Regions from separate parts of the Mus musculus genome. Here region 2 is linked to region 1. A link is a loop called in an ENCODE intact Hi-C map of the cell type or tissue named here. Cell type or tissue: heart. All regions are shown on one strand. Each heading gives the region's core, and the rest is flanking DNA. Links, peaks and the distances in the headings are about the cores only. Region 1 overlaps 4921509O07Rik (RIKEN cDNA 4921509O07 gene). Region 2 overlaps Gm34471 (a long non-coding RNA gene).

Region 1 (16,481 bases), core at 5,279-10,278:
CTGCATGAGAGACTGCAGGAAAACACAGATTTTGCATTTGGCTGACATGGGGTCTAAATCTTGGTCCTGCTATAGAGTAATCTGTGACCCTGGGGACTTTATGAAGGGGACATCTTGGCCATCAGGAAATGTGAGACTGTGGTTGATACAAGCACACAGCTGTCCCCTTAATTGAATTTTGTTGTTTAAAATTCTTTTCTCTTTGTTCAGGATCTCTCTCAGCCTAGAATCTTCTTCCATACCATTTTTCCCCATGGGAACCTCTCATTGGCCTCTCCTTCCACCTTAGCATGAGCCTCTGAGGTCAAGCCTTGTAGTGTGTGCTAGGAGGGGGCACTTACATAGCATAAACCACAAGCAAACTTGCTTTCTGATAATTCATCTCCATATTCCCTGTGGCACTGATAATCATACCCAGACAACCTTGCCCTGGTTTTAAATATCCTGAGTTTGAATTATTAAAGGAGAAAACAACAGCAAACAACAATAAGGCATGATTTTTTTTCTTTTCTTTCCCAGGATCTCAGGACCTAAGACACCCAGAAGTCAATCACAGGGCAACTTCCGCCACTGACCTGTTCTTGACCCAGACAAAGCAAGTATCTGTGCTCTGCCCTGTCCTTTCCTGGGGAACTTGTTGGAAGGTGAATGTCCTGAAAGCTGTATTCATGGCCATGGCTCCTCTTTGAGGAGTCTTCTCTAAGGAAAGAGGAATTTGTTTGGCTACTGATGCTGCCTGAGGCTGTTAGGGAAACTGTCATTGGACCCACCAGACTCCCTGCAGCTGATCTCCCTTGGTCCCCAGGCAGTTAAGCATCTGCCCACCACCACGACAGGAGGAAGGGGAAGAAACAACTCAAGGCAGCCTGCTGCGTTTGTCTGATAACTTTTGCACTTGTTTTACGGAAACTGCATCTGCACATAATATTACTTATACACAGACTTAACTATTTCCAAAGCCAAGAGGAAGTCTGTATGCACAGCTCTTGGAGTCAACTACAATTGGCTATGTCAGCTCCTGCTACGTTCATGTTTCTGAGTTCTGCATTTAAATTTCGGCTTCTTTTCTCATGGTTGCCCAAACCCAAAGTCTCAAGACCTCTCTTATTTTCATAGGATCATCTCTCTTACACATGAGCTTCCTACCCCCTCTGTCTTAGTCAGGGTTTCTATTCCTGCACAAACATCATGACCAAGAAGCAAGTTGGGGAGGAAAGGGTTTATTTGGCTTACACTTCTATACTGCTGGAAGCAGGAGCTGATGCAGAGGCCATGGAGGGATGTTACTTACTGGTTTGCCTCCCCTGGCTTGCTCAGCCTGCTCTCTTATAGAACCCAAGACTACCAGCCCAGAGATGGTCCCACCCACAAGGGGCCATTCCCCCTTGATCACTAATTGAGAAAATGCCTTACAGTTGGATCTCATGGAGGCATTTCCTCAACTGAAGCTCCTTTCTCTGTGATAACTCCAGCTGTGTCAAGTTGACACAAAACTAGCCAGTACACCCTCATTATCTCCACATAACTTTCCCATACTATTTCATCGAGTGTTTACTTGACCACGAAGACACACATCACGGAGCAGCATTAGGGGCTTACATCTCCTTTTTTTGTCCATTGAAGATCTGGAAATGGATGGACTCAGAAGTATTGGAGGCTCCCTCACAAGTTAAATATGCCTGTAGTGTTCCAATACTCTGTTAACATTGTCAACATATTGAGTCTCCCGTCAGTAGCAACTTAAGATATCTTGCTCAAGTCAAGTGTTCTGATCTTCAGCGTGAGCCTGCATGCTTGCTGTCTCTGTGTATAAATGCCATCTCGAGACTCTGTTTTCATCATAGTTCCAAGTCCTTCTTATGCTTCTCTTTCTGACCTTGATTGCTTAAAGGTGTTTTTACGGTAGCCTCCTGTTCATTTGACAGGTTAGCTGGATAAAAGATATCTCACAACTTCAAGGGCAATTTGCTATTGTCTCAGCATCCTCTGAAGATGTTTAGGGATCTGAAGCAATTCCCATAACTGAGCCTTTACATAGGAGCTGTTACACTCTTTGGAAGCTTGCTAGTGAAGTTTAGTCTCCTCTCTCCCCAGTGCTTGAAATGTCCTGATGCTATCCCATGCTTTGGGGCCTACTCTTGCCCAACAGGCTTTCCCCAGTGGACCTCTTGGTTTGGAGCTTGGTGTTTCAAATCTGCTTGTTCTGCTTGTTAATTTCTTTCTTTTTTCTTTTTTTAATGCTCTGTTTCTGGAGCTTCCTTTACTTAGATTTTGGATCGTCTAGGTGGAATCTCTGACTTTCCTGTTTCTTCATTGCTTTCTCCAGTGATTTGCTGGCATTTTTAATGACTTTTCCATTGGTGCATCAGCATCTTAATCTCTCCAACTTAACATTTCTTCTATAATATCCCACGTCTATGGTGTCTCCTGCTTGCTTCATGGATTGAATAACTGGAGATGTTTCTCAGAGAATGTAAGAGGAGAACAAATTAGACTGCTCCATTGCCATTGCATGGCTGCTTGCAGGAGCCAGGACTCAAGGGGAAGAGGCAAAGAATTATGTTGTTCAAAGCAGAAGTCAGAGCATAAGCATGTATAGTCATTTTTCTGGGCATCAATACCACAGCACGACATAAGGAGGCCCTGGTGACGTGTGCCTGTGTGGGAAGTTATTACAGGAAAGGAACCTGTCTTAGTCAGGGTTTCTATTCCTTCACAAACATCATGACCAAGAAGCAAGTTGGGGAGGAAAAGGTTTATTTGGCTTACACTTCCATACTGCTGTTCATCACCAAAGGAAGTCAGGACTGGAACTCAAGTAGGTCAGGAAGCAAGAGCTGATGCAGAGGCCATGGAGGGATGTTCTTTACTGGCTTGCCTCCCCTGGCTTGCTCAGCCTGCTTTCTTATAGAACCCAAGACTACCAGCCCAGGGATGGTCCCACCCACAAGGGGCCTTTCCCCCTTGATCACTAATTGAGAAAATGCCTTACAGTGGGATTTCATGGAGGCATTTCCTCAACTGAAGCTCCTTTCTCTGTGATAACTCCAGCTGTGTCAAGTTGACACAAAACTAGCCAGTACAGAACCCAAAACTTGGGGGAACTCTAATTTTTTATAATAGAGAGGAAGCCTTTCTGACCTTTGTTCCAGAATGGAGCAGTCCACTGTGCAGCAAATAAGCCCGCCCTTTTCTGCAGGAAGAGAGAGACCTGTTTGCTGTGCAAATGCCTTGGACATACATACAACCTCACCTGGAGGTTTGAAGTCTCAAGATAAGAGACTATCCAGGATGATCTGGGTTAGTCCAGCTGTGCTAAGTGAAATAAGACAGAGACAGAAAAATCGACAAGTGTGTATGATCTCATTCATATATATAATCTAAAATAGCCAAAGTGGTAGACAGTACAATGGAGGTGGTCAGAGGCCAGGGAGAAGGGAGTGAGATGCTGATCAAAGAGCGTAAAGTTTCAGAATAACAATTTCAGGGCCTCTAGTGATGATATGCTAATCAGCTTGCTTGTGGTGGTCATTTCATCATGAATGGACATATTAAATATCAGTATATATCATATTAGTGTATGAATTTTTTGCTTAGACTTTGATAAAGCTGAAAAATTGCATCAGAGAAGAAATAGGCTAGAAATGGTCCAAGAACATGAATGCTCTCCTATCTAGCACTGTTAAGTTGGAGTCTGTGACTTAGAGAAATTCTATTTTCATTTTCATCAAGTTTTGCTGAAATGTAAGTGTCTTTCTAGTAGGAATGTAGACATGGTAGTCAGGGTCCCGGTGGCTCACACTCCTGTGAACTCTCGCCTCACAGTGGTCCTATGTGACCAATAGGATGCTGAAGGAGTGGTGCTCGTTACTGAATCTGAGATTCAGATGTGAGAGACTGTGGCTTCTGTCCCAACTTTTATTTAATTTTCCCATCTCTCACATAGGGAAGCCAGTGGCCGTGTCTAACAGGTGACAAGGAACTTGGACATCTGGCCAACAGCTAGTGAGGGACTGAGTCCTGCCAACAGGCACATGAATAACTTGGAAGCCTTCCCACCACCCTTTCGATGACAACGGTCCTGGCCCACAGCTGGACTGCTATCTGATAGGTGACTCGGCGCTAAGCTACCTTGGAGTCCCAGACCATAGAAACTGTACCATTGTTTGATTCCATCAGTCGCTAAGTTGTCGGGGCATAGATAACAAACACAGTGGCAGTATCTGTCACTCTAGAGATCAAAGATCCCTTTCTACATTGAAGATGTTGGAAAAAGAATCAAAGTATCTTATGTATGTATCACTCCTTTGATTAGAATACAGATTAGAATAAAGAATGTATATCACTTTATTAAAATGAAAATTAAATTTTAATGTAACCAGTATCTGTTTATCTCTATGCACTTGCTTGGATTTTTTTCACTTGCTATGCATATTTTTGCATATTGTATGGATTTTGAGTACAATATGCATTTTTACATATTATATGCAAAGGAGTCCATAAGCTTCACAAGACAGGTTAGGAAATTTAGATTTGCAGATTATGGTCTCTTTCTGATGATGTACAAGGGGCCAAAACACTTTTCAAAAGCATGAAGAATTCTATATAGACTGAGATGTCAGGATCTCCCACTGCCCTCAGAGGCACCTTCTGCACGAGCTGGGGTGGGTTGGGAAGTCCTTTGGGAATAGTGGTTTCAAGAGAGGAGAAGCTAGCTCTGCAGCCAGCCTAGGCTCCACTTGCAACTAGCGTGGCCCTCCCCTTCCCATCTCAGACTGCCCCGTTAGTTGCCTTCTAAGTTTGAATTGGCTGATGGTAGAGAAATGAAGACAATGGGCTGATAGACCGTGAGAGTCAGAGCAGTGCACTAGGGTGAAGGGCAGGAGGAGGCTCCCTTCCTTCCTAGTGCAGCCTAGAGGAAGAACCTCTGTGTAAGATGCTAGTTTGGCATTTCCTCAGTGCAGGCCATTCCTCGACCCTCCATCCTTAGGAATCCCGGTCCTGGCTGCCTACAGGCTCTGGAACGTTGTCCGAACTCCTTATGGGCCCCTCGGACTTCCTTTTCCCTGAGAGTTTATGCTCTTGAGGTCACAGGAGGTCACAGGAGACGGACAGGAAAGAAAGCTAGAAAATGTTGGTCATCGTCCAGGCTCAGTCCCTTTCTCCAAATGTGAACCTCAAGACCGAGAAGGGTAAAGTGTCTTTCTGGGGTCCAAAGTCTTCCTTTGTCAAGATCCAGGCAAAAAGCTTGATGTACAGCCAGACTGGCCATGACAGACTGGCTGTCTGTATGGCTTGTGTGCTTAAGGCAGGATAGAGGGCTCACCACACACCAATGTTGAAGGACAGAGTAGCACACCCAGTCACCGTGGCTGATTTCTTTCCGTCTTATCAAATCTTTCTATACTTTCACTCCAGGAAGTGGAAGAAGAAATGGCCTTGGTGAGCCCCGGCATCTTGACGTTCTCTTTGTGGAAACAAAGAGTATCTTGCCTCCTTGGTTTTCTTTTCTTCACTCCAAGAGTTAAAAATGAATTGTATCATGGCAAGCTCCTAGGTCAAAGCAGAGACTTTTGTTTTGACTTTGATAATTCTAGAGCTATTAGCTCCCTTGGTTTTGTTGCTGTTTTTTGCTTGCTTGCTTGCTTCAGTCCAGGGGAGTGAATCCAGGTTTCTTCTTACTAGACAAGCACTTTATCAAGGAGTTAAATCCCTAGGTCCTAATAAAGCTTTCATATGATTCTCTACGCCCTGCCTCCCATTATGACTTCATCTATCCTGGAGTAATGGGGAAGGTTGAAAAGTGGAAAGTGGATTTGTTATCAGGATGACTTTGGAGGCTGGAAGGAGGGAGCCCTTGCTGGTGCTAGAGCTGAGCTTTTAGGCACCCAAGGAGACCCAGGGTATGTGCCTTCCCTCTGTATGTTCATGGGCTACAGTACTACTATCTGCATAGTACACTAAGTAAATGGTCATTTACTTGCTAAATGACAGAGGAGCGAAAGCGCCCTTCAAAGTGACCCTTGGTAGAGACTATAGTCAGCTCTGTCTTCTCACTGAGAGTTGAGATCCCAACTGATCCATGACAGTCTAATGCCTAAGATGCTTTTCTGAACCCGGATAAAGGGATTCAAGAAGGCTAGGTAGACGCTGCATTATACACGTGTGCCTTATTCGGATCACAAGAAGTAGGTATCTGGTGGACATACATAGAGAACAGACAGTCAGCTTGACAGGTATGGCTTCAAGATCCCAAAGCTGGAGGAATATACCTTTCCAAACTCCATTGTCAACAATACTGCTAAGAATCAGTCTTCCACAGATATGTAGCAGTTTTTAAAGGGTGCCATTGGCTATGATTTTTCTTTCTTTCCTTTCTTCTTATTTATTTTATGTATGTGAACTCTCTGTCTTTTGCGAGCACCAAAAGAGGACACCAGATCTCATTACAGATGGTTGTGAGCCACCAGATGGTTGCTGGGGAATGAACTCAGGAACTCTGGAAGAGCAGCCAGTGCTCTCAACCACTGAGCCATCTTTCCAACCCCTGGGCTTAGATTTTTTCCAATCAAATATACTTCAAGAAAGCAAGCAAGCAAGCAAGCAAACACGCAAACAAGCAAACATAAAATGCCCATTAGCAAGATGGATTGGTGGATAAGGGGGCTTGCTGCTAATACTGCTAACCTGAGCTCCATTCCTGGGACCCACATAGTACAGTGAAAGAACCAACTGCTACAAGTTGTCATCTGACCTCCACTGTGCTCTACCATAAATAATTTAAGACACAGACACACTGTGTGAACGCATTTTGATATGCTTATATATTTTCATATATTATATGTATTTTGAATTTTGAAAAGTTCTTATGAAAATCAGACAGGGGAAGCTTCATTCTATTTCAGCGAGTTTCCTTTCCCTTATCTCCCCCACGCATGCTAAGTTGGTGAGCTCATAAATTGGATACAGCACATATTTTGAAGTTCTATAAAATCCTTGGAAGTTTATACTGGATGGAACTATGCAGTATTTTTAATCCCTATGACATGTTTGAAAGGGAGGGAAAGACAGGAGACATATGCCACTAAGTAGTTTAAGATAATGTGGTCTTAACAGTTTGGATAAAAAGTATCGACAGTCTGCTGTATATTATACAAAGCGCTAAACAGCATCTTGGAGAGTCAGAAATGAACATGATAGCATAGGGGAGAGTTCATGCCTTTGAATACTTAGAACCTATTATACACATAGTAGCCCCAGTCCACACACAAGTTATACTGTACGCAGAAAATACTGATACAACAAGGGACTTCAAAGTATGTCACCTTGTCATGAGAGAGCCATTGTGGTGGAAGGAGAGTCAGGTGAGACTTGGAAGAGTGGAAATGTAGGAGGAGCCTCGTGAGAATATGAATGGCTGTGGCCAGGAGACCTGTAGCTACCCCAAATTCCCTCCTCCCCCATCTCCCTCTCTCTTTCTCCCAAGCAGTGGTAGAGTCCCTACCAAAGAGTAAAGAAAGAGTTAATATTGTGGAAGACCAGTTTCCAGAGACCTAAAAAGGCAGGCGAGGGGGCAGGGCGCCTGACCTAATTCTTTTCCACTTTAAAATCTCTGTCTTTACCTCCCTAAGTGGCTTTCCACGTCCCTGCCTCCTTAATGATAATGACAAGTGTCAAGATGAAATAAGGCTGGAGAATACTCTGAATGCGTTTTGTGTTTTCACCAGGAACCTACATACGCCCACAAATCAAACAGCTCAGAGCAAGGGACGTGTGGAAGGCATTGCCCATCCCTCCTTCTCTTAACCTCCCAAATGACTGCTATCCTGGAGTTTGCACTTTTTCTTGGCAATTTTTCTTTTAAAAATTCCTTCCTGTTCTCTTCCTAGCCCTTATTTTTATCATTTTTAGTGCTATTACCCCTCCCCATTAGCTTACTTGAGCTGCTTATTATTTCCTGACCATCTCTGACAGATTTCTAATGTATGACCTCACTGGTACTTTTTCAGTTTCCTCCTTAACGCATAAGTGTTATATATGCATTATGTGTTAACATTCACTACATGCGTGTTAGATGTATAAAATCTACATGGGTCTGCTTCACAGGAAACATCACTCAAGGTCCCATTGCTCACATCCTGCACTAAAACTTGGCCCCCAAAGGTGGTTCATCAATTGTCCTCTGACAGCAGATTCTATTTAAAGCAGCTGGGGCTGCATCCTGAGGACAGAATCTCTTGGCCCCTTCTGCTTGCTTGTCAGTGAGATAATGTACATGGCCAGGCTTTCAGAGCTGGAAGCATGTGCCATGAGGGCAGCCCTTGACACCGTGAGAGATGTGTGCACAGGCATTTACTAAACAGGTACAGCAGATAAAAATGTGAGCAAGATAGTGGGGCTCAGGATGCAAGGAGAGAGGAAGAGAAGGAGAGAGGGAGAGAAGGAGAAAAGGGGAGAGGGGAAGGGAGAGGTGGGAAGAGAGGGAGAGAGAGATGGGAGAAAGAAGAGAGAAGAAAGAGAGAGGAAAAGAGGAGATGAAAGAGGGGAAGAGAAGAGAGGAAGGAAGGCAGGTGTGAGGAGAGTCATACCATGCTTAGCCTAATATCTTAGAGTCTAGAACAGAATTTGTCAAATACTTATTTGACAAGATATAAAATTATTGTGGACTCAAAGGCCCATTACATCGAACAGTTGGGGATGGGCATTCCACTGGTGTAACTGAGACCTGGACAATGAATAGGTACTAACATTGTCAATGCAAGTGGTGGAGAAGGAGCCTGGAAAAAATTCACCTGAGATGGCTTCCCCACTAAACTCTGATGGCCTTAAAGGCAATGACTGCACCACACTGCATTCTTCATTCAGTCTACACTCTCCGGTATGTGCTCAGACACAGGGAACTATCTCAAACCCATGTTGAGTGGATGGTGTTCCTTGGAAAGACTGTATGATGGACCTTCATTGGCTCATAGAATAATCCAGATGTGCAGAGATGAAAGTCTCTTGGACCTGGCTCTTTGCATGACACTTCCCTCACCCAGCAGCTGGGATGCATGGAAGAAGAGTCCCCAAGAGTACCACACCCCTAAACTGTTGTTACTGCTGGAATCTGTGGGTGATCTCTGGGGTGGATTATTGTTCTTAATGCTCATTTTCTGTTCTTCAAGATGGAGTCTAGAGTAATAGGGTCTCAACTGCACCTGGTACCCTCAAGATCCCATGTGGCCTTGACCTTAGAGCATGGGTCCTGGGCTGCCTGCTGATAAACTCGTTCTCGGTTCAATAAGGACCCTATGGTTTTGTCTGTTGGCTTTGCAGGGCCTGCCATGTCCACCCAGTGTGTTCCCCTCTATCATTGACCCATGTAGCTATCTTACTCTAAGTCTCGGGACACCTAGACAGCTGGTCCTCCTTAGGATTCCCATCAACCAGGAATCAGGAGACCCAGCACTGCCTCCCACATCCTCTATTGGGTTCCACCACCTTCTGAACTAAGATGACCTGTCCTTTTGTTAACCCCAGGGCCCATTGTATAGAGGCCCACAGGACTTCTAGCAGGAAGTGAAATTAAAGCCCACGTAAGGAATTAAGGGCACACACATATGACAGCTTCCCTGGCTTAGCCCTGTCTCCCCTTGTCTGTCAATCAATTAAAAGGGTTTTATTTTTCCTCCCACCTCACCAGAGCCTCTTTCTGTCCAGGGAACATGCCTCCCTCATGGCAGGAGTTTGTCTTTGCACTAAGCTGGATCCCTGGGCATAGAGCAGTAGCTCCAAATAGGGTTCTTGGTCTGATTTGACAATTTTTTTTCTTTCACATAAATGAATTTCAAATGTTTTTCAATAACTCTTATCCTTAAAAGTCAGATGCCAACAAACCTGAGATGTTGAAATGTAAAGAGATCGGTTTCTTAAAAGTTACATACATGTTTCCCAAATGGGTTGTTCCTTCCCATCAAACAACTTCATCAGCTTATTCAACAGTTAGAGACTAGCATATACAAAGAAAACTTCTACCTGAATTATACCTCATTCCAACTGCTTTAAGAACTAACTGTCCTGGACCACTGGCTTATAAAAGTAGACAAGTAGAGAGTCCTCTACCATAAGGTACTTGCCAGTTGCAGTCTTGACTGAAGGCTCTGTTGTCTGGTACTACTGGGGATACAATTTTCTTTAAAAGGGAAACCAACTGGCTCTCTCCTCTTCCCAAGGATGATACAGGATGCTCTAAAATGAATGCAGAACACAACAGACCAGACTTGGTATCAGCAGTCTCCCAAATCATCTGGGAGCTCACTAAATCAAAGACCGCCTAAAAAAATCATGTTTACGGCCCACTTTACAGTTCCCCTTTTGAATAAGAAATTACGTTCAGAATGAACACTCAACTAATCAGTTGCTATGTTGTGAGTGTAACCAACTACTTTTTAATTGGACTTAAGCACCCGCTCCATGATATGAAACCCATATCTGAGACCTACTAAAGTGGCCCAAAACCCCAAGGTTGTGGGATCTTGGAGGAAAACCTATTTCTTTTGCTAAATGAAAATGGCAAAAAAAAAAAAAAAAAAAAAAATGGACTCCTAATGACGTGATGCTACATCCATCCTAATGACGTGATGCTACATCCATCCTAATGACGTGATGCTACGTCCATAGACTAGTTGCATGCTCAACCCTTGTCAGAGAAGCTTCTTGTCGAGTTAGCTGGTCACTGACAGAGCCTCACAGGCAGACAATGTACATACAGAGTGAGCTACCTTGGAGCAGTCAGCCCTAAATGGGAAGTCTTTATCATGCCCTTCCTCTCAAGTCTAGAGGAAGTGGAAAGAGCCTGAGGTGGCAGATGACCACAAGGAAACACCCTCTTCCAAACACAACAGGACTGATAAACACACCTGTCTCACAGAGTCTGTTACAACACACACAAGACCTGCCCAGGATCAAGACAGACAAAATCCCACATGGGGAAGGGGAATGGGTACAAAGTCCAGCCCCTACCTCAGAAGCTGCTAACAATTGATAACTATTGATAACTGCAGGAAGAGGAAGAATCCGTCCTTGACAGGGCAGTGACCCTGGGTTTGCCAACTCCATTCCAGAGTAGGCCTTATACTCAGGAGTAGCTGGACAAGAAAAAAAAAAAAAATCAAACCTCATGTATGTGTGTATGTGTCCTTTTTGCTTTATGTCATTTTGGATTTTTTTTTGTTTGTTTGTTTTGTTTAAGGAAGAGAAAGAATATGAAGTTGGGTGGGCAAGGGAAGAGCTGGAGGAAGGAACAATATGATTTAAATGTGTGAAATTATTGAAAACATAAAAACATAGTAAGTGTTAGCATTTCTTCTAGGCTCTGACCCACAGTTACCTGGCAACAGCTAGGTATGTCTGGCTTACTATAAAAGGGGCTGTTTGCCCCCTCCTCGCCCTCTTACTCTCTTACTCTCTGACCCTTCTCTCCCTACCCCTTCTCTTCTGGCCCCGTTCTCCTCTCCCTTCCCATGTTTTCCTTCCCTCCTCGCTCTCCCTCTCTCTCTGTCTTTCTCTATCTCTACTCCCTTCTCAACTCCCCTCCCCATGCCCTAAATAAACTCTATTCTTTACTATAACTGTCGTGTGGCTAGGTCCTCAGGGGGAAGGGATGGCTCAGCATGGGCTCCAGAGGCACCCCCTCCCATCTCACCATAACCACACCTCTATCAAGCATATCCTTGGTTCTTTTCCTCTTTATAAAACACCACAATAAGCAACCACTCCGGTCAGAGAATCTAAACAGGACATTCAAAGGCAGATGGAGAAATGAAGCTATACAAGGTGTCCAGGTCTGCTATTCATTCTGACCTTCCTACGGCAAAAGAGCTTGACTCTGAAATTGAAGCTGTAAAGTTGTAATGGTGTAAGATCTTTACAGCAATTCAACTTCATCATTTCCCTTTGCAGCTAAAGAAACCAAGGCTTAGAAAGGTTAAGCAATTTGGTAAGATCCACAGGCAGGAAGCAAGTAGGAACGTCAACTTGGGTTCAGTCCTCTGACTCACAGATCTGTTACGTTTTACAACATAGACTGTCACTCTTCCTATATAAATTTTAACTCTAACTTCTGTCACCCCTTGTACTTTTGTTGTTATTTCTTCTTTTCTTTTTAATCTCTTTGTTACCGTGTTCATGAAGCAGAACCCAAACCCAAACCCAAACAAAAGGATAGGATCTACTCCATATTCCCATCCATAGGAACTGGTTCATTGCCATTATCTGAACTATGATATCCTACTCTATTCTGTTACTCTATGCTGTCTGCTTGTAACGATCAGAGTTTCGTTATAAGCTGAGAAAACTGAATTGTGTAGTGTTTGTTTGTTCAGTGCTCCTCAGTCCTGGCCATTGCAAAGGCATTTGCCACAAAGTCCAGCTGGGTCACCTGCCTGCTGGAACTTGTGTTTCTGAGATAGTCATCTGAGGAAATGGGGAATGTGTCACATGAAGAGCCTGTCTTTAGACCTGCTAAGCCAGGACTGATTTAGATACCTGCAAGGATTTGCCTGGCTTCTGTTTCTTTTCCTTTAAGAGTGCTTGTGATGCTAGTTACAAATGGAAGATGTCCAATGCTTGAAACAGAATGTCAGGGGGAGGAGAAGAGAAGGAAGAAGGTGTTTCCCTGTTTACATGTTAGGAAAACCTTTGTAGAAAAAAAAAAAGATTATTCCACCACTGAACCTGGCCTTCCCTGGCCACCTCTTTTATTTCTATATTGGCGGATGTTTGCTTATTTGGTTTTTGTCTGTGTTAGGCAGGCAAGTCCCACACCTACCTGCTTGCTTTTCTTTGTATACTAATGTTCTTAGACAAGCCATCATCAGTGGTGTACAGTAATGATTTTATTTAAAATATTACTTCATGTTCTGTCCACATTCTACAGAACTTAAATGAATCTCAGAACCAATACCAAGATGCCATCTGTGCAAGCCCATTGATAAACTTGAGCTTTCTCTGACCAGGCCTACTTCCATCATATTCCCAAAGCTCTCCCGAGATTCTCTATATGAAATTTCGTGCCATTATTCCATTAGCATGGCTTCTTTGGATCCTGAAGCAGAAGTTTTAAACATTTTGGGAAGGCTTACTTATAATTAAGAATAACACTTAACGATAGTGTTATACAGTAGAGAGTAACCTCAACAATCGCAGTGCCCAGGTGCGACAGAAGCCATGCGTGCTCAAAAACAAAAACAAAAACAAAACAAAAAACCAAAAACCTGAGCACAGAAAAGTGGGTGCCAAGGTACCAGAAAAGAAAGTATAAATTGGTTTATTCACAGTCCAGCTACCAAACCAAATGAGTCTCTCTGACTTCTACTCTGCAATCCCTGATTTATATATTACAACGAGGACCAATGGGCAGTTATAATAACAGAGCTCAACCATCTAATGAGATGGGAATCCAAACTGACTTTAGACTTTGAGATGAGAAGAGGGTGAGCACCAGGAGTTATTAGTGGTCAATCCACATGTGGTCCCAGGGGATAAATCGGAAGTGGCTTGGGAGTAAGAAGGGACTCTAAAGAGGGTAGAACAGATGGTGCAATTCTTTCTCAAGTGAGCCTGTTTCCTGTCTCCTGTTCTTGTTCCCACAATAAGATTCTGTGTTGAGAAACAAGAAGCAAACTGCCCACAGCTACTGCACACAGCACAGCCACAGGCCTATCAGACAGTTACCAGAAAGACGAAGAAACTCTCTTTTTTACTGAGGGGTGTGTGTGGGGGGCGGGGAAGAAGAATAATCTTCTCAAGCTACTCCAAACCTTTCTACCCAAAGGGGCTTCCGAAGCCACAGTTCAGATGATCACACGGACAATCCCTGCCGCTGGGCTCCCTCACCCTCTGGCCTGACCAGGGCTTCCTGGGAAGGAAGTCCTTCATCAGAGGCATAAAGTTCAAGTTGAGATGACTGGTAACAGCTATCTGCAAGTTTAAATAATTCTAAAGAACATGCAGCCACAACACGGAGTTCATTAAAGATGCTGGTATTACTCTTGCTTCAAAGCAGATGATCAAATAAAACTTAGGAACATAGTTTTCCTAACTCTGGGCCATTGTCAACCTCCTTAAATGCCATATAAAGAATCAAGCGTAAAAAAAATGGAAATGTCTCTCAGAATGGAATCTTTCTTTGAAAAGAAAAATGTATGCATTGTTATTGAGAGGAAAGAAATCGTGTATTGCTTACCATACTCAAGTCTAATATGTTGGGCTAAAATTTTAGAAATGGTAATGATATTATAATTATCAAATCATTTATTTGATACCGGCAGGTGGTAAGTTCAATAATAGCTCAGAGATTTAAAAATATATATCATTTGCAACAACCTGAGATTCACAAGTTTGGAACAGTGAAAACAAATTTAAAATAGAAATAATGATTGCCTTTAGAGCTAAGAGTTTATACACTGATCATGGCTCCTTGCTCTGTAACTCCTAAATTAACACCTCTAGAAATTTACCTAGAAATACATTCATAATTCACATGCCTAAAAATGGAAGTTATCTTTAAGAATCACCATCTGCTTCATAAAAGAACTTAATATTTAGAAAATCAAATCTTCTTCAAATTATGATTAGGTGCAGAACCTGGTATCAAATTAAAGTTGAGCAGCTACCTAGCCTTACTGCCATTCTCATCTGTTAAGTGGAGAGAAGGCATCCAAACTGTAGGAGCCTACAGATGTGCTAAGGTTGAAATGCCTCACCTGAGTAAGTGTTATGATGGTCCTAATATTGCAGAATTTATTAGCACCATGTGCCCAGTACTCTTTTACATTCAAAGATTACTAAGCAGGAAAGACATGAATCTCTGCCTCTAAGGATAGAACAAACATATAAGCAACTACAAACAGCTAAATCAGTTATATAAGAGTTATTATATATATATATGAGTTATAATAGGGCTAGTGAGATGAGTCAGGGGGTAAAATGCTTGCAGCCAAGCCATGCTTGAGTTTGATTTCTGGAGCCCTTATAGTAGAGAGAGGACTGCTTCCGTTAGTTGTCCTCTGACCTCCCCAGAGGCATGTGCCCATTCCAATGAAAAATTAAGAGGTTGGAGTTGGAGAGATTCAGACAAGAGGCACTGGCCATCCTTACAGAGGATCTGGTTCAAATCCCAATATTCACACGGCAGCTCGTAACTGCCTATAACTCCAGTTTCAGGGGATCAGACACCTTCACACAAGCATACATGCAAGTAAAGCACTAATGTGTGTGAAAAAAGCTAGCTAAGTTATTTTTAAAAATTAGAAGAGTTATAATAAGGTTATGTCCAAGGTACTAGGGAAGTTACCCAGGTATTTCTAGTAATTATGTCTCAGAGTTAAGTGTGTGAGTCTGAAACTCCCTATCTGGCATGAAAATATAGACAGCAGTTTACATAGGATCCCAAACATCAGAAACAGCAAAAGAAGAATCAACACTGTAAACAATTGTTTTTTTTTTTATTTAACCATCTTTTAAAAAAAAAAATCAGAGATGATCTTCTACAGTGCTCAGCCTGTGGTCTGATGGTTAGAGGTGTCACTGTATCCAAATACCCACCAAAGGTGGGGGGGTATCACGGCAGACTCACTGCACGGTATGTTGGGCTGGCTTTAAACTCTTGAGGTGTGGCTGTTCAAGTAGCTATCATATGGCGAGGCATTTTTGACCATCATCACATGCTGTGCTAGCTAGTTTTTGTCAACTTGACGGAAAATATAATTGATTATAATTCAAAGAGAAGGCTTCCTGGAATAAAGAAGAGGCATGAAAAAGGCACACAGAGCTTATGAATGTAGCTCATCAGAGAAATATGAGAAAATTCCTTACTATTTCAAAATAGAGTCACTTGGTAAGAGGAACCTCTATTTAGGAATTGCCTCCAGAAGACTAATGATTCATGTACGAGGCAGTCCACTATGGGCAGCACCATTCCTACGCAGACAGTCCTGAGTTGTATAAAGAGCAAGCTAAGCAAGCTATAAAGAGCAAGCTGGTAAGCAGCATCCCTCTCTGGTCTCTGCTTCAGTTCTATAGCCAGGTTCCTGCACTGACGTCCTTCAACGATGGACTGAGCCACGCAAGTGTAAGATGACATAAACCCTTTCCTCTTGATGCTCCCTCTGCACGGTGTTTATCACAACAGCAGAGCCCAACCAGAACAGGCAGTGTCTGGGCAGCCATAGTGCATGGTCTCCAGGATGCTTTTCACTTCTCAAGTTATCTGGGTCACGCTCCCATCACTCCTACTTATGACGGGGAGAGATTTCAAAGCTCAGACATTTTCAAGTAGCAGTAGATCACGAGACCCATGTTGCTCGCTCATCTTTCCGCTTCACACCTTCTAACCAGAGTAAACTGGCTGGAGATAGAGGTACATGGAAACACACATGGAGTTGTAATAGTTACCCTAAGGAGGAGACGTAAGGTCTGGAGGCTGGCTGTGAAGCAGA
Region 2 (16,481 bases), core at 6,188-11,187, 70 kb before region 1:
TCTTTTCTGCCCTTATTGTTTACCAAGTGAGCCTCAGTCCCTCGTTGCCAACTGGAAAAGCCAGGTTTCCCATTCTTCCTCTAGGTAGATGACTAAATGTCAAACAATGCGATGTAACTGGAGGTTATTAGGTGGTAGCCCATGACTGTTCCTTTAGGAGGGATTGATTTAGCTAGATACCTGTTTAACTAAGTGCTTCCTCTGTTGCTGACTACAATATGGAAATGATAACAGCCACCATCTGGGACAGGAGGATGTCTAGGGATGTTAAACCATATCCAGGATAGCAAAGCAGAAAAACAGAGGAACCTGAGCCCATGGTGACGTGGAAGAGCCTTCCCAACAGTCAATAATCAAGGCTTGCAATTTATCATCCCTGGATTATGTCCGGCTTATAAATTGGGAAAGCTTCCGGGGCCCATCAGTTGACTTAAGTTTCTGGAGACACAGCTACATCCTGTCTCGTCCAAGCCACTGTTTGTAGACCGAAGAGCACTGGGGTGGGAACGTTTTAGAAGGGAAGCCACTGGAGCCCCTCCACAGAGCAGCTAAACGAGAAACCGTTCTTTCAGAAGCTCTCCCTGTGATCTGCATGCTCATTAATGTTTTAAAAAAAAAAAAACTGGTATTGATGTAATTAGGCTTTTGTTTATAAAATTGCTGATGGGCAAGATGGCTCAGCAGCTAAAAGTGCTTGACATAAAAACCTGACCACTCAAATGGATCCTTGGAACCTATGCACGTGTGGGAGGAGAGACTTCACGTTGCAAAATTGTCCTCCAATGCCACACTTGTATCACGACATGGCCGCACCACTACCCCTGTCCAAGAATAACAAAAGTTTTAAAATCTAAAAATTGCTCACTGCTATATTCTAGGGGGAAATATACTCTGTTAAAACTAAACCACGGACCAGATCACCCATTAGAATGACAAAGGTGAGTTGAGTTCTTCAGATTAAAAAGAATGAGGTTAAAGTACTCACATATGTGAGGTAAACCATCTTTTAGCCTTTATGCTCAGTGCAGGGAAAAGAAGAGAATCTTGCTTTAAAATTCAGTTTCAGGAAGGAATGGAAGCATAAGTGTATTGTATTATATTTCACATTTTAAAGGGATATGTTCAGGAGTTTTGGAAACAACAGCATTGTAGTGTAGGATATGAAAGAAGTCTATTCATTTCCTCCTAGATCGGGGCATGGATAGAAAACTTAGCTGGAAAGACGTCACTTAAGACATAGATTCTCCTGTTTTCCCTCCCAGCTTTAGGAATACAGAGACCATCCCACACACGTTATAGACAGTTTGCTGGCCTTCCCAGCTGATGTGTATATTCTACAGATGGTCTTAGCCAAAAGGCCGAGAAACGATTGATGTGCATATTTTAAGACTCGATGCTTCTTAGAACACAGGCCATAACACAGTGTCTTTGCCTTCTGTCATGCTCTTTAGTCTGAGTTCAGGGGATTTATTTTATTTATTTATTTTTTTTTTTTGAGACAGGGTTTCTCTGTATAACCCTGGCTGTCCTGGAACTTACTTTTGTAGACCAGGCTGGCCTCGAACTCAGAAATCTGCCTGCCTCTGCCTCCCGAGTGCTGGGATTAAAGGCATGCGCCACCACTGGCCGGCTCAGGGGATCCATTTTGCAGATGACGGAAGCAAAAGAGCACATGCTCCGGGCAAGTGTTCATTACGCATGCTCAGTTCGAGTGGTCATTGCGCATGCTCAGTTCTAGCATTCATTGATGCTAGCACCTTATGCAGGCTCTGATGCCATCCTTGATCAGCAACTATCATCAAATAACCCAATATTGGAAATCTTTGACAGAGGTTTAGGATAAATGAATTTTTTCTCTCTTTTATGTTTCTACTTGATATTCTTTGGCTCATTATGTGATTAAAAATGAAATCATATCTTTGGATGCTTGTGGTTTGGCTAGCTGGCTGGGAAATGGTTTTCTGGCAGTTATTAGTGTTTTTTTTTCTCTTTCTATTTAAATAACACTTACTGGATTTGGTACTTGAACAAAAATGCCAAATTAAGATGTAGGAGAGAATAAACAAACTGCGCATGTTGAAACACTGGGAGTTGGGGTTTTTTGTTTGTTTGTTTGTTTGTTTTGTTTGTGTGTGTGTTAGTTTCTGCTAGTGTTGGGCACAGAAAAATTGTTTTAAACAGAAGCCAAAATTTTGATACTCTCTATAAGAGATATGACTTTAATAGTCTTTTGTTGTTTTTATAGCTGTTTAAGACAGGGTCTTAGGTACTGCAGGTTGGCCTCAAACTTACTATGTAACCTCAAATTCTTGGCTCCTTGTTGGAGTGTGAGGATGTGAGTATGGACCTCTTCCATCTTTGATCTTCATCTCTATTCCCCATCCTGGATGCTCTTTTGAAATGTACAATATTCTTCTAGGAACTAACTTTTTCCTTCTTTACAATAGATGAAGACAGTCTGCTGGTGAATACCCTTATAGAAGTGAAACAGACGAAGGCTATGTTTGCTTCAAACCTGTGCTCTGTCAATTCTCAGCCAGTGCCCACTGCTGCTTCTTGTCCTGAGATAACCACAGTGGGGGGTGGGGGTGGAGGAGGGAGGGGGAGAAGGAGAGGCTTGAAGCTTTTAAGTATTTTACTCTCTTCTAAAGACCATAAAAAGTTATTCAACACCCAAACAGCCCTAACGGGAGGGTCTTGCCAAATACAACATACCGCACAGAAATCAAAAAAGGTTTCCAACTCCCACTGGGTCTCGCAGCAGAAAACGTTGTAGCAAACACAGTCCCCAGTCCCTGCCTGCAGCTAAGATGCGTGTCCCAAAAGCTCTTCAGTTCACATTTTCCTGTGCCGAGATGATCACAATTCTCACCATCCAGAATGTGATACTTGGCTCTAACCAAAGCGAGAGGAAGTGCCCTTCCTGAGCAGGAGCAGAAATCTAAACACAGAACAAGACCACATCTTGTTTCCAGTCAGCCTCCTGCTGTGAGGCCTCCACACTGTGCTTGCTACTTCCTCCTGCAGGCAGGGACTGGTGGTTGGAAGAATTGTAAAAGGCTGAGGAGCCTCTGCCCCAGATGCCTTTAAGGGGGGGGGGGGGTCTCAAGATCAGTGCTTCATCGATCCATCAATCGGCTGGAGTTGCTGACTTGATTCACTGAGCCAGAGCTTGCCTCATCTGCTGTGAACGTTCCGACACACAGCTTGTTTATAAACTATGCCTTCAACGAATACACTCATTATATTTAACAGTACAGTTCTCGGAACTACTGTGAATTTACACTTTTGTTTATTAAGTAGTTACCTTGTAAATACCCAGTGTTAGGTCTAACAGTTTTGAGGCAGCAACGAGACAGTGTAGCTATTTTTTTCTTTCTTTTCTTTCATTTTTTTCAACACATGTGAACCTCAGTTTTCCCTCCCTCCGATCCTCACAGTCCTCCCTTCCTCCCTTCTCCCCCCAGATCAGCTCCTCCGTTCCTCTTCAGAAAAGAGCAGGCCTCCCAGGGATATCAGCTGAACATGACATAACAAAATACAATAAGCCTAGGAGCAAACCCCCACATCAAGGCTGGGCAAGGCAGCCAAGTAGGAGGAAAAGGGTGCCAAGAGCAGGCAGAAGAGTCAGAGACACCCCCATTCCCTCTGTTAGAAGTCCCACAAAAACCCAAGCTAACAAACTTAACATGTATGCAGAGGACCTGGGGCAGACCCGTTCAGGCTCCATGATGGCTGCTTCAGTCTCTCTGAGCCTCCCAAGATACCAGAAAGGCTAAGTAACAATGGAGGTTCTAAGGGGGACTCGTGAATCTCTCTAGGAAGGGGAACTAGGACATATTCTTGGGTAGACTTGGGGCTGGTGGGCATGGGTAGGGGGAAGGATAGAGGAAGAGAGTATGGAGAGAGACATCTGAAACTGGAGGGTAATTGGGGGTAGTGATATGGAACCCTAGTGCAGTAGAAATATGACAGCTCTTAATGGCCTGGGGATCCAAGTTTCACCCTCCCCTTCTTTCTCCTAACAGTAGTTCCACCAATGGCTGCCTTGCACATGACATATAGTAGGGGTGCAGAGGAGGACGTGTGAGCTCCTGTCTGTGGAGGAATGTTGCAGCCAGCACATTCAGTGCCCTTCTATCAATCAGAGAGAGGGCATTTGTTCTCAGTACGCTGACCCCTGTGAATGGAGAGTGAGTCAGAGACCCCCGCATTAACCTCCTGATCTGAGCGATTATGTTTAAGCAATGCTTGGACTTTGTGTGGAGAGATATGCAGGTGTTCAGCAATTCTCTCTCTCTTTTCAAATTAATCATTTCCTCCTATATTTTATTTATTTCTGTTTAGAAGTTGCAGATTTAGTGCTATTAACAGAAAATACATAGCAAAGTCTTCTTAAAAGTGAAAAAAATTATAAATGTTGGAAAAGTTGGCCTCATTAGCATATTCCCAGACTTTTACTTAATACACACTCCTTTGGCAATCACTTAAGACATTTTCACAGGCTTTATCACCCAAGTCTCTGAGTAGTGAGCACTTCAGCTCTTTACCGTCTACACCTGAGAGTGAATGCTGTGTCGTTTGGAAGGGAGACCCTTCAAGCCCCAGCCTCCTCAGAGAGCAGCAGTTCTCAGTCTGTGGGTTTTGATCCCTTTGGGGTCCTACATATCAGCCATTCTGTATATCATATATTTACTTGATTCATCATAGTAGCAAAACCACAGTTGTGAATGTCTTAGTCAAGGTCTCTATTCCTGCACAACCATCATGACCAAGAGGCAAGTTGGGGAGGAAAGGGTTTATTCAGCTTACACTTCTATACTGCTGTTCATCACCAAAGGAAGTCAGGCCTGGAACTCAAGCAGGTCAGGAAGCAGGAGCTGATGCAGAGGCCATGGAGGGATGTTCTTTACTAGCTTGCCTCCTCTGGCTTGCTCAGCCTGCTCTCTTATAGAACCCAAGACTGCCAGTCCAGAGATGGTCCCATTCACAAGGGGCCTTTCCCCCTTGATCACGAATTGAGAAAATGCCTTACAGCTGGATCTCATGGAGGCATTTCCTCAAGTGAAGCTCCTTTCTCTGTGGTAACTCCAGCTGTGTCAAGTTGATACAAAACTAGCCAGTACAATTGACCCCTTGTCAACTTGACACACAAACACATCACTAGTAAGCCTCAACCCTTACGTTCTTATTCATCCCCAAGGTCTAAATAGCTTTAAATATCCCACAGTCTTTACATATTCTTGACATTTCAATCTCTTTAAAATATCATCTCTTTTAAAATCCAAGTCTTTTTACAATTAAAAGTCTCTTAACTGTGGGCTCCACTAAAATAGTTTCTTCCTTCAAGAGGGAAAATATCAGGGCACAGTCACAATCAAAAGCAAAAATCAATGTCCAACCTTCCAATGTCTGGGATCCAACTCACAATCTTCTGGGCTCCTCCAAGGGCTTGGGTCACTTCTCCAGCCATGCCCTTTGTAGCACACGCATCATCCTCTAGGCTCCAGATGCCTGTACTCCACTGCTGCTGCTGCTCTTGGTGGTCATCTAATGGTACTGGCATCTCCAAAACACTGCATGACCCCTTCAGTCCTGGGCCTTCAATTGCAACTGCGGCTGCACCTTCACCAATGGCCTTCCATGGCCTCTCACAGTGTCGAGCCTCAGCTGCTCTTCGTGACCCCTTCATGCCTTCAAAACCAGTACCACCTGGGTGACCCTTACATATTACCAAGTCCCACTGCAGCAGGAGTACAAACTTGGCTATCTCTGGAACACAGCCTCTTTGTGCTTTCAGAAAACACTTCCCAGAAGACGTCACCTCAATGCTGCTGGTCTCTTCTTAATCACCGCTAATTTCTTAGCTCCAGCTAACCAGCATCAATAGTCCCAGTAATGCCAAGTTTTTGCTTTAGTAGTTCTGGTATCTTGTTAATCACGGCTGATTCTTCAGCCCCAGCTAACCAGAACCACAGAATCTTCACAATCAAAACAGCAATGGCCCTGAAAAGAGTCTTTAATTTTCCCTCTGAAATTTCACAAACCAGACCTCCATCTTCTGCACTGTTCTCAACATTATCTTCCAAGCTCCTACACAACATCTGACAGAGCTCTTAACAACGAATGGATCTTCAAGCCCAAAGTTCCAAAGTCCTTCCACAGTCCTCCCCAAAACATGGTCAGGTATTCACAGGAATACCCCACTCTGCTGGTACCAATTTGTCTTAGTCAAGGTCTCTATTCCTGCACAAACATCATGACCAAGAAGCAAGTTGGGGAGGAAAGGGTTTATTTGGCTTACACTTCCATACTGCTGTTCATCACCAAAGGAAGTCAGGCCTGGAACTCAAGCAGGTCAGGAAGCAGGAGCTGATGCAGAGGCCATGGAGGGATGTTCTTTACTAGCTTGCCTCCTCTGGCTTGCTCAGCCTGCTCTCTTATAGAACCCAAGACTGCCAGTCCAGAGATGGTCCCACTCACAAGGGGCCTTTCCCTCTTGATCACTAATTGAGAAAATGCTTTACAGCTGGATCTCATGGAGGCATTTCCTCAAGTGAAGCTCCTTTCTCTGTGGTAACTCCAGCTGTGTCAAGTTGACACAAAACTAGCCAGTACAGTGAAGTAGCAATGAAATAATTTTATGGGTGGGGTTCACCACCACATGATGAACTGGAGTAAAGAGTCAGTTGAGGAGCACTGGTTTAGAGGATGGGGAGGACCAGTACATACATATACATTCCTTTCATCCTAGATATATATATTCCAGTACATTCTGGAAACAAGAAGCAGTTGAAGTATGGGATATGACTCTGTATTTTGAGCCTAGAGGCTAAGTCTTCATCTTGAAGGTTGTAGGGTAATACCAAGAATGGTTGAAAACCCAAGCAAGGAAGTCATGTGAATGAGACAGCCACATTCCTCATTACTACGATTCGAATGCTGGTGTCCCTCTAAAATTCCTCTATTGAAACTTAGCACACGGATGGTGGTACTGAGAGATGGACTCCTGGGAGGTCATTAGAAGATGAATCTTGAGCGAACTGGTTCCTGCCTGTTATCATACTATGAACAGATTAATACACCCATCTTGTGGCTGCATCAACATGTACTACATGGTTCAAATAAGGGTAACCTAAGTATAAATAGTTCTGTTGTTAGGAAGTAGAGGTCTGAACCTTCAACAAGACCTAAGGTCAGACAGACAAAGACAGAAACCAAGCAAAATCAGCAGAACTGGAGAGTGACTTATTGTAGGAGATAATCAGGAGGGGGTGCCAAGGATGAATGGTGAAGAATGTGCCAAGGATGAGTGGCACCCATGGTTCTTGGGGTCCTAAATGAATGCTTAATTCTTCTTAATTAAAAAGGAAGCTGGAGGAAGAGTAGTGTAGTGAGGAGAAGCCTAGAGAAGGGTTCTGTGTGCTCACTGACTAATGGCTGCCATTTATTTTGGTATTGTTTTATGGCAGGCGAGGGACCAGAGCTGTTCATTCCCACTTTAATGGCATGGCATACTTAAGAACGTGTACCCAGATCAAACTCAGAACCAATGACACCTGCTTTAACACCACATGAAGAAAAGCATTTGTTCAAAGCTATGCACCTGTTTGGAGACAACAGGTTAAGGCTTTTTTTTTTTTTTTTTTTTTTTTTTTTTTTAATGACTCAGTGTGGAGACTTTTAAACCAGTATGGAAGTAGAAGAGACAGCATATTGCATCTATCCGTGTCTCTATTAGCCAAATTATTAAGCCTTAGTCAAACTTTTTTCTTCTACCCGTACCCCCTAAAAATATTTCCCCTTGTTTCTCTGATTATTTTAAAGCAACTTTATTGGAACACATGTGCGGAGTAAGCTTTTAATTTTGGAGTGGCTATAAATTCAAAGAATTCTTGGGAAAATAATGCAGAATTTCAGACGTCCAGAAAATTTCTCTCTACCTCACATTCAATCCCCTGACTAGTAGCATTAAATACGGTGTGTTAGTGACAATGAAAGAATCAATATTGATATTAAAGTTTAAGTCCACACTACACCATGTTTTCCTATATTTCTGGTTTCATTGGTCAACTGGGACTATATTTCATGCTGCATTTTAAAGTCCTTATGGGCTTAGCAGTAGAAGGCTCCATTTCAGCCACTGTCTTTGTAGGCTTTTCCACTCTGAAAAGCCTTTATCAGATCAAATGTTCACGTTATGTCCACCCAGCCCCAACCCCTCCCTGACCCTGTGTCTCCTGTGCTCTAACTCAGGGAGCGGATGTCACAGCATCTGTCCACAGCAGCTTGAGGACAGAATATTGTCACACTAGCTCACTCTTAGGGGCACTCTCTAGATTCTCTTTAGAATGCCATTTGGAGTCCATGCTAGGGCAAACTACTGAGTGTAATTTGGGATAATCTGTAAAGCAGAGAATTCAGAAAAAGACCAATACATCTTAGTAAAGGCATTTGTGAGTCTGCTGCTCTGACTGAATGGGACAAAACGAATGGCTTCCAGGGCGAGGGGTTAACGTCCACCCCAGCTGCTCGGAATGCCAAAGCTCTGTGACTTGGCAGATCAGTGGACTTTGCTCATCCTTAGTGTTGGTCAGTTCACCCCAACCAAGAGGTCACCTCACGGGTGCCATGAGTTCTTCGTTGTCACGGGAAGCCATCTCCAGGCCCATGTCTCAGCACTCCTTGGAGTTCTGCATTGTTTCTGATGCAATGCCTGCTTCCACCCAGCCAGGCTAAGTGCACTGGGGCCTGGCTGGGAGCCAACATGGCGTCATTGTCCATTAATAGAAGTTGATGGAGCTCAGGTCTGGCAATGGTCCACTTCCTCCCATATTTTGTCTGCCTAAGGCAAATATATGGAAAAATCAATTAGGCATGCTTTTTTTTTTAAAACCAGTTTGTGCTAATTTGGGCATTGATTTTTTTTTCCTAGCTACTGTTGGCTTTAAAAATACTTTGTGACAAATCTTGTTTTTCCCCATTTATACAAGTGTCTGTAGACACGACTTCTTTCCCAAAATGATTTGAGGTGATACACTGCAAAAACACATTTATTATTAGCATCTGAGCCATTTCTGCTTTCCCTCAAAATGTCCTCCACTAATGTAATATAGTAGATGAATTATGAGTTTATTTATCTACCATACCATTAGTAGCTCCCTTTATTCTATACGGAATATGTATATGGTACACCAAGACTCATATCACAGTTAGGCAACCTGTAAGTGAGAAATGTAAAAGGCAGTCACATGAGATGCAGTTTCACTGTTCCTACACAAGAGCTCTCATTGGATTGAACATCAGCAAATGAGTCTTAGGAAAGTCGGGAAGAACGGGGGTGGGGGGATGAGACCATCTGGGCAAACCACAGTGACAATTCTCTAATATGTAGCCACCTTTGCTCAGATGTCCAAGTCAGAAAACATTGAAAGCATAACACAGTGAACACAGTTGATAATATTCTCACTGGAGACGGGTGAGCTAAATTTACCTGACTCAACTTCACAAGTTGAAATCCTAACACCCTGCTACCTCAAAAAAAATATGTGATTTGGGGATTGAGGGTCCTTAAGGAGTAATTAAGTGAAAATGATCGATAGACTTAGACACTAATCTAATCTGATTTGTTCCCTTACAGGAAGGGACTAAGGTACAGACAGAGGCAGAAGCAAAACTGTGTTGAAGCCAAGAAGCCAAAGAGGAAGTCCTCGAAGGAAGCCAGTTCACGGACACCGCAGTCTTGGACTTTGAAACTGCGGAAAGGCTATGAAACCATTCTGTGTTTAAGCCACTTACTGCAGCCTTCTGAGACCTTTGCTATGACAGCTTCAGCAAACCAACAGAGGCGCAAACGTGTTTCCTAAGGCCCATCTCTAACAGCATTCCTCTCTGCAGGCTGATGACATAGCCCTAGGCTAACTGGAAGCCCAGACTCCCATACCTGGCCCCACACCCGCCATAGTTTGGCAACTCAGGTGTTCCTACGTGAACTTGCCACACTGGCCCACAGTTTGCCAGCCTGGAGACAGAGGCCCCGATCTTGGCAGGCATAGTTTGCCTGCAGGGCTTTTCTACCTGGAACAGAGGGAGCATCATGGCTTTAGAACGTTTTGCCCCTTAGCAGCAGAAGTTAGCTGGTGTAAACCTTACTGTCAGTCAGTGGCCATGTTTTCCCAGACAGAAACAACTGGAATGTATAAGAAGGGAAAGTTGGAGAGGGTTTACTATCCCTCCAGTTGCTTCGTTCATTCAAGCGAACAATTCGAGAGATGCTGACTTCCTGACACTCATTCTGCTGAATTCCATCTGCATCCCTGCTTTCCTGGACAACTTAATTGTTCTTCCCCTTTTGTGTGGGAAGCCACATGTGCCGTTGCAGAGTGGCACTGACTACTGCTGGCCACCACGCATAAGATTGGACAAACAACCAATGTGTACATATGCAGTAAAGTTTTTTGCAAAGACACTGCCTGGCCCGGGCATGATAATGAGGTCTGTAAGGTACTGAGAGTATAAACAATCAGATGTGAGACATGCAAATGAGGTATGATAATGAGGTTCTGTAAGGTACTGAGAGTATAACCAATCAGATGTGAGACATGCAAATGAGGTATGATAATGAGGCTCTGTGAGGTACTGAGAGAGAGTAGCCAATCAGATGAGGAACATGCAAATGAGGCATAGTGCATAACCAATCCGGGTGTAAGACACGCCTCTCCTAGGCCTATAAAAGCAGCACCAGTTCTGGGCTCGGGGTCTTTTCGCCTCTACAATCAAGCTCTCCTAATAAACGTGTGCAGAAGGATCCTGTTGCAGCGTCGTTCTTCCTGGCCAGTCGAGCGCGCGCAAGACTTTTGCTGATCCCACCACCGGTACCCTTGCCCACTGTAGCCTTAGCCACGGAATTCAGATGTTTGTGACTTACAACCGGAGTAACACACCGCTGTCCTTCCATCTTCCTGTTCTCCCATCCCTCTAGCGAAGTGGCTCTGGACTTTCCTAATGCTACCTCTGTTTAATATGGTTCTTCACGTTGAGGTGACCAGCAACCACAAGATTCTTTTTGGTGCTACTTCCTAACTGTGAGTTTGCAACTGTTACGAGTCATAATGTAGATATCTGTGTCTTCTGATGATCTTAGGCAACCCCTGTGTAAGGGTTGGTTGACCGTCACAGAGGTTGAGATGCACTTGTTGAGACCCACTGATCTATTCGACCTGAGTCACTGGCAGGCCCCTTGAACCAAGGTTGTCACTGAATGACAAAGTTAAGTCAAGGGTTAAGCACACTCCTTTCTGAGTGTTTTCTACAGAAAAAAAAAAAAGGCAATAGTCAAATGGGAACACTGGGCATCCCAGCACCGCCCTGTGTTGAGCTCGTCAGAGTCCATCTTTCCAGGGAATGATCTAGCAGATTCAGGTCCTTTCCTCTTCCCCTAGAGGAGGGCATGGCTGCAATGTCATCTTTCACAAACTATTTCAAAGAAAGTGGAAAAGTAAAATTGAATTAAATACGTAAAAGTTCGGAAACTTGAATGTTGTTTTATTTACTCGACTAAGTTTCCTGTCTTCCCGTGTATGGGTGAGATTGCAAAACCAAATGTAAATATTACAAGTGTCTATTACATTTCCCTTGTCCAGGAAACCTCCTTTACTTCCTCCCTTTATTAGAAATGGGACTGTTTTTTCTTTTTCTTTTTTCTTATTTTCTTCTTCTTCTTTTTTATTTCTCAAGATTTCTCTGTGAAGCCATGGATATCCTGGAACTCACTCTGTAGACCTCAGACTCAGAGACCAGCCTGCCTCTGCCTCACACATGCTGGGATTAAAGGCATGCGCCACCACTGTCAGGTTTAAAAATTTGAATTTCCTTGTCTAAGCAAAACCAAAACAACAACAGACAACAAAACAAACAGACAACAAAACCTTCTTCTAATGCAGCATGTCTGTAGGTAATGTCCGTTCACTTGTACACTCATGCTGTGTGAGGAGAAGACATTTCTTCCATCCAGGAGACTCCTTTCCTCTATTTACTACTAAAGAGCAGACAGAACATTCTGACCTACTTCATATGAAAGTTACCTTTTAGAAAAGATGCTCATAGATTTTCATGTAACTGGTTTAGATTTTTATTTTTGTTGATTTCATATTTCTTCCAGGACAGAGTAGAAAACAAAACAAAGCAACCTACTTCCTATGTGAGAAGTCTTCCAGCTTTAAATTGAGAATACCCCAGTCAGGGATTTCTCAAATACTTCTTCATAAAAGAGTCTCATTAAGCATTGTTAATATATATCATTTCTTAGTCTGACAATACTATGGTGAAAGACCTTGTACTTAGAAAAAAATGGGATATTTTACATCTGTACATCTGTGGGATGTGTGCATGTATATATGTGAGTACATGAATACACAAGTGTGTGTGTGTGTATGCACGCCCAAAGTTGATATCAAGAATCTTCTTCAAGCTTCTTCTACTTTATTCATTGAGGCAGGGTCTCCCAGTCAAACCTAGATCTCACCAAACAGCTAATCTTGCTAGCAAGGTTTCTGGGAGACAGGCTAAAGGGAGGGGGTGGGAATCTGGGTACCCCTTGTCTAGATCTTCCGAGGATGGAATTGCAGGTGGGTTGCCATAGCCACTCAGCATCCACATGAGCGCTGATGATCTAGTTCTGGTCCTCTGGCTTTCGTGGAAAGCCCTTTAACTGCTGTGGCATCTCTCCAGCTTGGCATTTTGTTTTCCCTCAGAAACACCCAGTTATTTTGACTTCTCTTGTGTCCACAGATTGTCTTCAGCCACTTGAGTTTGGAAGAAGTATTATCCTTCAAGTGAGAAGCCTCTGCCAACCTAGGCTTAATGAAGGCATTAGAAGCATCGGCTTCTCATCTCCAGAGTAGGAATTAAAATACCTACTTTGTAGTTTAGTTAACTGGTTGTCGGTGTTGTATATAAATGACTATTACAAGTGTAGGAACTAAAAAGGTCAGGGGAAAGAGGGGAAGGGGAGGATAACCCGCACCCGGCCAGAGTTCTTCCTATGCTCTGGGCAGGCAGAGGAGGGAGGGCTGCCAGATGCTTTCCACTCGGCCCCAGGTGGGTATCTAAGCCACTGACCCCACTCAGCGGGGGGTGGATGGGGGCAGCCCAGGACCGGGTCCCTGGGACAACACCCTGTAGCCCCGGGGTTATGGGAGAGAGGGCTGAGGGAGAGAGGTTCCCAGGAGAGTAAGCACAGCGGGCCTTGACTGGAGCACAGGAAGGCCTTTGGACAGGAGATTAGAAACGGCTCATTAGGAGAAAGCCTATCCCATCTTCCTAGCACTGTGGCCTTGATGGACAGAGATAGTCTATGGTTTTAGAGCTTTATTGTAGAAAGGAGGGAGAAAGGAGAGAATGTAGAAAGAGAGAGAGAGAGACCTACCATGGCCAAGAGGAGAGAAGGGGGAAAAGGAGAGAGAGAGAGAGAAAAGACTAGAGAGTAAGAGGGAGAGAGGAAGAGAGGAGAGGAGAAAGTAAGAAGAGTGTAAGGGGAGTAAGAGGAGTGAGGTGGGGCCAAGCAGCCCCTCTTATGGTATGCTGTTATCTTTACTGTTGCTAGGCAATGGGGGAGGAGTTTAGCCTGAAGGTCAGAGGCTTGGGACATTGCCTACATGACTACTAACCATGTTTCTCTTGTGGGGGCTGAGGGGGTGGTAACTTTGACAGGAGCCAGGGTCCAGGAGACATGAGAGAACTCCTTCCGTCCCATGTAGATGAATTATCACCACCAGGTCCTGGGGTTCCACACCTCAGCTCAACTGGAGACCAAGCTGTCTGTGTATAGCCCAATGCCCAACATACAAGTGCCTGGCATATTGGGAACATTTAAGAAATTGCATTAGCAGATGCTGGAGAGGATGTGGAGAAAGAGAAACACTCCTCCATTGTTGGTGGGATTGCAAGCTTGTACAACCACTCTGGAAATCAGTCTGGTGCTTCCTCAGAAAATTGGACATAGTACTACTGGAGGATCCAGCAATAACTCTCCTGGGCATATACCAAGAAGATGTTCCAACTGGTAATAAGAACACATGCTCCACTATGTTCATAGCAGCCTTACTTATAATAGCCAGGAGCTGGAAAGAATCCAGATGTCCCTCAACAGAGGAATGGATACAGAAAATGTAGTACACTCACACAATGGAGTACTACTCAGCTATTAAAAATAATGAATTTATGAAATTCCTAGGCAAATGGATGGAGCTGGAGGGTATCAACCTGAGTGAGGTAACCCAATCACAAAAAAACTCACATGATATGCACTCACTGATAAGTGGCTATTAGCCCAGAAACTTAGAATACACAAGAAACAATTTGCAAAACACATGAAACTCAAGAAGAATGAAGACCAAAGTGTGGACAATTCGCCCCTTCTTAGAATTGGGAGCAAAACACCCATGGAAGGAGTTACAAAGTTTGTAGCTGAGACAAAAGGACGGACCATCCAGAGACTGCCCCATCTGGGGGTCCATCCCATAATCAGCCACCAAATGCAGACACTATTGCATATGCCAGCAATATTTTGCTGAAAGGACCCTGATATAGCTGTCTCTTGTGAGGCTATGCCAGTGCGTGGCAAACACAGAAATGGATGCTCACAGACAGTTAATGGATGGAACACAGGACTCCCAATGGAGGAGCTAGAGAAAGCACCCAAGGAGCTGAAGGGGTCTGCAACCCTACAGGTGGAACAACAATATGAACTAACCAGTACCCCCAGAGCTTGTGTCTCTAGCTGCATATGTAGCAGAGGATGGCCTAGTTGGCCATCATTGGGAAGAGAGGCCCCTTGGTCTTGCAAACTTTATATGCCCCAGTACAGGGGAAATACCAGGGCCAAGAAGTGGGAGTGGGTGGGTAGGGGAGCCGGGGGGCGAAGGGGGGTATAGGGAACTTTTGGGATAGCATTTGAAATGTAAATGAAGTAAATACCTAATAAAAAATTGGAAAAAAGTATAAACACACCAAAAAAGAAAAAAAGGAAAGAAAAGAAATTGCATTGTTACCCAATTAACTATGATTGGTTATGTCTAATTTTTAATACCGTGTGTGCTTATAATTTCCCCTTCATTTATTACTCTCTCTCTTTCTCTCTCCTTCTTTCTCTTTCTTTCTTTCTTTCTTTCTTTCTTTCTTTCTTTCTTTCTTTCTTTCTTTTTCTCTATACACCTAATTGCTGTTTTGGGTGACATAAAACAGGTCTAATGGCATGTTTACTTTTATGAAGTAGCACATATAACAAATAATTGTGTACAAGATTGGTATTCATAGGATGTAACTATAACATTGTAGTAACTGTAAATAACATTTAACATTTAAAAGGCCCAAGGTTTTCAATGCAGGCACTGTATTTTAATGTCTTCCAGCCAAAGAGCGTCTGAGTAAGCTGCAAGTCATAATTTTTCTCAGGGAAAGGAACCACAAATCATGGGGAGCCCTGCGGAGCCCTCTAAGAAAGAGGAGGTTCAGAAGGACAGAGGCTTGCGGTCAGCGCTGCGGGGAGAGGTGAAGGCAATGGGGTTTGGTCTGGGTTAGATGCTGCCAGGAATGTGAACCAGGTGTCCAAGTGAAGCTAACCTAGAAGAGGGGGAGGCTGCGCTTCTCACTGGCAATGAACCAGAACTCTCAGGTTACAAGAAGGGATGTTTGGTCTTTTTTTTTTTTTTTGTGGTCTGGATGATGTTCAGACTTTCACCTGTGATCAGACATGACACAGAGTGCTCTTGTTCATGACTTCATCTCTTATGGTCAACAGAAAAACCTTGGCCAATCTCTCATTTTAGGAACTTGCTTATGTAAAACAGAAGACCATAGTCTGCCTCCCAGAGCCAGGCTAGCTCCCAGTGACAGTGAGACCTAGTCGGGAGTGCCAGTCAGGTTCCAGAAGACAACCTGCTTCTCTCACTCTCACTTAGCCTGCCGACTATGAGGTCACCACTGGAATGCTTGGCTTTAGGAACACATCAGTTAATTTGCTCTTGAAGATATGGAACCACTCCTGTAATCCTTAGCCTTAAAGCCACGCTGTACCTGCTAGGTCACAATAACTCCTCTGAGCCCTAAAGCTTGGCATTCACCACTTCAGTGGGGAGAGCAGAAAGACTTCAGATGATTCTGACCCAGAACAGCCCTACTCCACCATGACCACTGTTTTAGTCTTTTGGTGCTGCTATAGCAGAAAGTCCAGAAGATTGGCTCATTTACAAAGAAAGTAAACGTATTTCTCATAGTTATAGAGGTTGGAAGAATCAAGATCAAAGTACCAGCATCTTTCCAGGATCACTGTGCCATGCTCTGATAGGAGGCAGACGGACAGGAAAAGAGAAGGGAGAGAAAGATGAGGAAAGAAGGGGAGGGGAGGGGAGGGGAGGGGAGGGGAGGGGAGGGGAATCCTGGGCTTAGTGTCTCCAGAGTCTACAGTAGGAAGGTGTGCTAGC

The links. Peaks named below come from ENCODE experiments on the same cell type or tissue, not always from the same donor. Only the 100,000 strongest peaks of a DNase experiment are listed, where the experiment ranks them.
Region 2: a loop joins it to region 1, with 2.0 times the contacts of the local background. A loop is called at or near these places in 4 of 42 quality-filtered maps.

Annotation. Positions count from the first base shown.
Region 1 is chr13:113,430,830-113,447,310 of GRCm38, reverse strand. 4921509O07Rik (RIKEN cDNA 4921509O07 gene) reads left to right here. Exons shown (of 7, transcript NR_045501.1): 7 at 520-1,023. Among named protein-coding and RNA genes, the nearest start is that of Gm41071, 15 kb to the right of the region's middle. In heart, for the core only: no CTCF peak of the experiment used is centred there; a DNase peak (open chromatin) is centred at 8,220; H3K27ac peaks cover 1,640 bases.
Region 2 is chr13:113,501,774-113,518,254 of GRCm38, reverse strand. Gm34471 (a long non-coding RNA gene) reads left to right here. Exons shown (of 4, transcript XR_003950669.1): 3 at 9,641-11,084; 4 at 12,790-13,202. It overlaps 4921509O07Rik (RIKEN cDNA 4921509O07 gene), which reads left to right and starts at 15,411. Exons shown (of 7, transcript NR_045501.1): 1 at 15,411-15,549. In heart, for the core only: no CTCF peak of the experiment used is centred there; a DNase peak (open chromatin) is centred at 8,724; H3K27ac peaks cover 846 bases.